Linked DNA regions of Homo sapiens: region 2 is linked to region 1. A link is an interaction called in ENCODE POLR2A ChIA-PET data of the cell type or tissue named here. Cell type or tissue: MCF 10A. All regions are shown on one strand. Each heading gives the region's core, and the rest is flanking DNA. Links, peaks and the distances in the headings are about the cores only.

What was found. ChIA-PET counts read pairs that join two places held together with the same protein. Peaks named below come from ENCODE experiments on the same cell type or tissue, not always from the same donor. Only the 100,000 strongest peaks of a DNase experiment are listed, where the experiment ranks them.
Region 2: POLR2A ChIA-PET joins it to region 1 with 92 read pairs; 8 of 35 experiments call an interaction of 5 or more read pairs at or near these places.

The regions. Positions count from the first base shown.
Region 1 is chr6:136,786,464-136,789,281 of GRCh38, reverse strand. All of the region lies in intron 1 of MAP3K5 (mitogen-activated protein kinase kinase kinase 5), which reads left to right. Among named protein-coding and RNA genes, the nearest start is that of MAP3K5-AS2, 3.8 kb to the right of the region's middle. In MCF 10A, for the core only: no CTCF peak of the experiment used is centred there; a DNase peak (open chromatin) is centred at 1,181.
Region 2 is chr6:136,697,444-136,700,261 of GRCh38, reverse strand. It overlaps MAP3K5 (mitogen-activated protein kinase kinase kinase 5), which reads left to right. Exons shown (of 30, transcript NM_005923.4): 4 at 1,580-1,773. Among named protein-coding and RNA genes, the nearest start is that of MAP3K5-AS1, 70 kb to the right of the region's middle. In MCF 10A, for the core only: no CTCF peak of the experiment used is centred there; no DNase peak of the experiment used is centred there.

The DNA of each region.
Region 1 (2,818 bases), core at 59-2,558:
CTGGAGTGCAGTGGCATGATCATGGTTCGCTGCTAGCTCGAACTCCTGGGCTCTAGTGATCCTCCTGCCTCAGCCTCCCGAGTAGCTGGGACTACAGGCATGAGCCACCACGCTGGGCTAATTTTATTTTATTTTACTATGTTTTTTTTGTAGAGACGGGGTCTTGCTATGTTGCCCAGACAGGTCTCAAACCTGGCCTCAAGCAGTCCTCCTGCCTTGGCCTCCCAAAGTATTGGGATTACAGGCGTGAGCCACCGCACCCAGCCTCCCATCTTTAAGTTTACTTGTACCCAATGTTTAGCTCCCACTTATGAGTGAGAACATTCAATATCTGGTTTGGTGTCTTTTTGGTAGAACAATTTATTTTCCTTTGGGTATATACCTAGTAATGGGATTGCTGGGTCGAACGGTAGTTCAGCTCTTAGTTCTTTGAGAACTCTCCAAATTACTTTCCACGGTGGCAGGACAAATTTACATTCTCACCAACAGTGTGTAAGTGTTCCCTTTTCTCTGCAGCCTCGCCAACATCTGTTATTTTTTGACTTTTTAACAAAAGCCATTCTGACTGGTGTGAGATGTTATCTCATTGTGGTTTTGATTTGCATTTCTCTGATGATTAGTGATGATGAACATTTTTTCATAAGTTTGTTGGCTGCTTGTATGCCTTCTTCTGAGAAGTGTCTGTTCATATCTTTCGCCTACTTTTTAACGGGGTTATTTGTTGTTTTGCTTGTTGATTTGTAGACCTTTCTTAAATGCGTAGTTTGTGAATATTTTCTCCCATTCTGAGGGTTGTCTTTGTACTCTCTTAATAGTGTCTCTTGTTGTGTAGAAGCTCTTTAGTTTAATTAGGTCCCATTTGTCATTTTTGTTTTTGTTGCAATTGCTTTTGAGGACTTAGTCATAAATTCTTTCCCAAGGCTGATGCAGAATGGTATTTCCTGGGCTTTCTTCTAGGACTCTTATGGTTTGAGGTCTTACATTTAAACCTTAATCCATCTTGAATGAATTTTTGTATATGGTGATAGATAGGGGTCCAATTTTATTCTGCATATGGCTAGCCAGCACCATTTATTGAATAGGGAGTCCTTTCTCCATTACTTACTTTGTTGACTTTGTTGAAGATCAGATGGTGTTAGGTGTGTGGTTTCATTTCTTGAGGTCTCTTTCACAACTTCTCAACTCTGCCCTATTACTCAAGAGCAGCCATAAACAGGACCTAAACAAATGATCATGACTATGTTCCAACCAAACGTTATTCGTGGACACTGAAATTTGAACTTCATATACCTCACAAAGTATGATTTCTTGTTTTATAACCATTTTAAAATGTAAAAACCATTCTTAGCTTGCAAGCCATACTCAAAAACAGGTGGCCCACAGGATTTGGCCCCTGTGCCATGCTGACCTTTGCTCTACACCCATGACCTGTACTTGAAAGTTGAATTTTTATGAGATAGTGGGAAGAACATGGTCCCTCATATTAGATCCGAGTTTTCATCCCAGCTCTGCTGTGAACCATGTAATTGTGAGAACGGCCCTTCATTGCCTCCAGTGGTGTTTCTTTGCCTGTAAAATTGACCAGGGTTAGAAGTGAAGGGGGAATTGAACACATTTTTTTAGGATTCCCTTATTTAATCCTGTGAATTTACAAAGGCAAGGTGGCATGGGATGCAGGCACAAAGCATTAGAACAGCATTTTCAAGGTTTGGCTTTGGGTCCTGATTCTTTTCTAACTTGGAGCAAGTCATTTAAAGCCTCAGAAAAGAGTGGAGTGTTGGAATAATTGGTATCTGAGATTCCCTCCAGCTCTCAAATTCTGTACTTTAAAATGACAGCATTATTAAGACAAATGAATCATTTCAGCTCGTAGAGATTAAATGAACTGCTTGTATATATCATATTCCTGCCCCTGAAGAGCTCAGAGTTGGTGGGGAGGGCAGACCAATGCCTTTGCCTTAGCAGTGCCTCTGTGCCAGGATGCTGGGCTCCCAGGAATCAGCTTCAAAAATCAGATTGAGGATACAGTGGGTTCAAGGGTAGCTTCTTATGCTTGTTTTTTGTTTGCTTTTTTCCTTTTTGTGGAGAATGGGGTCTCGCTATATTGCCTAGGCAGGTCTCAATTTCCTGGGCTCAAGCTATCCTCCTGCCTCTGCCTCCCTAAGAGCTGGGATTACAGGTGTGAGCCACCACACCTGGCAAGGGGTAGCTTCTTAAAGGTGGTGACACCTGAAGTGAAATGGCAGGGTAAGCAAGGAGAGCCTAATGAAGGTCTCAACGTTTACATGGGAAACAGTGATGTTCGAATAGCTCAACCTAACGGAGTGAGTAAGAACTTATTCCCAGCTACTCGGGAGGTTGAGGTGGGAGGATCCCTTGAGCCTGGGAGGCTGAGGCTGCGGTGAGCTGAAATCGTGCTACTGCAGTCCAGCCTGGGTGACAGAATGAGACCCTGTTTCAAAAAAAAAAAAAAAAAAAAAAGAAGAACTTAAAGTTTGGTAACATTTTTAATAAACTTTCCCAATCTTTGTGTACTGATGTCTTTAAAAAGAATAGGTTGCAAGTTAAAGGTTTTCACTGATTTTTTCTTGATCTGTTTACTATTTAACTATATTTTAATTTCTTCTTTGACTACAGTTGTCATTTGCTTTTTCATTTTCTTTCTGAGGTGAAGCTAATGCTCTGTCAATGCTTTTATGAAAATTCATCTTATTTACGTATACAAGAGACTGTCACTCAGAGACAGCAAAGCCAAGCTGACAATACCCCTTCTTTGCCCTCTGCATTGTAGGCAGAAAATTCCGTAAAAGCTAAGAGA
Region 2 (2,818 bases), core at 36-2,535, 89 kb after region 1:
CTTTAGTGCATCTTGTTACCTGCCCAGGCTGCCAAAATGCACAGTTTTGATTGTGTATTTTGATTTGTGCATTTTGATTGTGCATTGTGAAAATGCACATTTCTTCCTCCCTCCCTCCTTCCTCCCTTCTTCTTTCCTTCTTTCTCTCTCTCTTTCTCCTTCTTTCATTTGTTCATTCTTTCGTTCTCCTGACAGAGTCTCGCTCTGTCACCCAGGCTGGAGTGCAGTGGCGCAATCTCGGCTCACTACAAGTGATTCTCGCACCTCAGCCTCCTGAGTAGCTGGGATTAAGGGCGTGCACCACCCCACCTGGATAATTTTTGTATTTTTGGTAGAGACGGGGTTTCACCATATTGGCCAGGCTGATCTTGAACTCCTGGCTTCAAGCAATCTGCCCGCCTTGGCTTCCCAAAGTGCTGGGATTACAGGCGTGAGCCATCACACTCAGCTGATTGTGTTTTCTTTCCTGCTGTGGATCCTTCTATGATTCTGCATTGTCCAGAATGTACAGTCTAACATCCTTAACTTTGCATTTAATTCCCTTCCCTGAGCTTCGAGCTCCAGTCAGATTTGCTTACTCAGGGTATCCAACTCACTTTCCACTTTCATCCCTGCTCTGCTTTTGTTTGCACCAGTTTATCCTCGCTTGGGCATCATCCAGGAACCAAGAGAAGGTCAGTGAGCCCAGGCTGTAGTGGGCGAGGGGAGAGTGGCAGGGCTGAGGTTAGAGAGGGGCAGGATCTGCGTAGTCAGGCCCTTGTACGTTGCATTGCAATTTCTTCTTTCTCCCAAGAGCAAGAGATGGGGCTTTAAGCAGCTGTGGGAAGTGATCTGAGGGACAGTGTTGAAAGATCACTCTGATGGCAGAGTGGAGAGTAAATTAGAGGACAAGAGTGGAAGCAGGGGGACCAGTTAAAGCTGATGGCAGTGGCTCAGGCCAGGTCCATTGGTGCATGGACTAAAGTGTTGGCCGAGAAGATGGAGGGAAATGGACAAATATGACATTATATTTTGGAGGCAGGACAGATGGGACTTCGATAGGATGTGGAAGGGGAAGGGAATGGAAGCATCAAGGGTAACTTCTGGGCCTGTAGTTTTAGTAGTGGGGAGACAGAGAGAGAGCAGCCTCCCGGGGGGTGGATTTGAGCGGGATCTACTTGCGGCATCACCTTACATGTAGGAAGCCCTTCAAATGTGAGCTTGTAGCATTTTCATATGTGTATGCTGCGCCCTGTGACTAAATTATAAGTTCCCTGAAAGCTGAAGGCCATGCTTTAAACTACTTTTTCCAACAGCAATAACTTAGTGCCCTAGCCTTGAAAGATGGTGAATAAATATTAAATTGATGGATAGAAACTGTTCCACTCTTTTTTTGGTATCATCTGTAAGTCCTAATTATTTGAAGTATGCAGTGAAAGGAATTGGGGAAATTTTCATTGTCGTAGGTCATAAATAAATAATGAGGCTTTTCTATTTCCCTTTGCATTTGGAATTATTTAAAATGAGTAAGACGTGGGATTCCATCTGTGCCGTGTCTCCAGGCCAGCTCCCCACTTGCCGATGCCTCCTCTCTCCGCAGATGTGCACTGGGAACTACACCTTTGTTCCTTACATGATAACTCCACATAACAAAGTCTACTGCTGTGACAGCAGCTTCATGAAGGGGTTGACAGAGCTCATGCAACCGAACTTCGAGCTGCTTCTTGGACCCATCTGCTTACCTCTTGTGGATCGTTTTATTCAACTTTTGAAGGTGGCACAAGCAAGTTCTAGGTAAAGTTTAATTAATAATGCCATTTGGTGATGACAATAAAGTGTTATTCTACATCTTTATTTGTGCATGATATCAGGTGCTCCTGAGATATCAGTATACAGCTAAGAACTAGGGGGAAAATGTTTATTATCCTCCAAGTAGATAAAATAGATGCCACATAATACATTTTATTCACAGAACAGCAACTTGAAATCAGCAAAAAATTAAAAAGTCTACTAACCGCTTTATAGTGATGGTAGAACTAAAAATATATACAAAGCAAGTACAGAAACAATACCAGGATAAATGTCCAGGGACTTCTAGTGTAAGGGCAAGAACAATTCAACTTTAATTAACTCTTAACTCTAATTGTTCTTTCAGTGAAGAACAATTATTTATGTTAATAAATGATAGGCTGAGTCAGGAAGTTAAGGTTATATTATGTTCAAATCATAGGTACATCACGGCCAGTGCCGTGGCTCATGCCTGTAATCCCAGCATTTTGGGAGGCCGAGGTGGGCAGATCACTTGAGATCAGGAGTTCGAGACCAGCCTGGCCAACATGCCGAAACCCTGTCTCTACCAAAAATACAAAAATTAGCCAGGTGTGGTGGTGCACACCTGTAATCCCAGCTACTCACAAGGCTGAGGCAAGAGAATTGCTTGAACCCAGGAGATGGAGGTTGCAGTGAGCCAAGATCATGCCAGTATACTCTAGTCTGGGCAACAGAGTGAGACTCTGTCTCAAAAACAAAAACAACAAACAAACAAAAAATCATAGGTACATCTAATTTATTTAGAACAATTTGTACTGGAAACAGTAAAATGGAAAACAAAGTTTTGGCATTTTAAGTGGTTTTTTGCAGGAAAATTTATTAATATGGAGTACCTTTACCTTTAATTCTTTCTGAAGGCAGAGTAATAAAAGAAATACATTGGCTTCTAAATTTCTTAATAATGCCAGATATGTAAGATATTTATTTAGGCATCTGAATGAACTGAAAACTACAAATGCTTTATAGCTAATGCTGCAATATCATTCATGTCTTTATTAAAATTATTGCT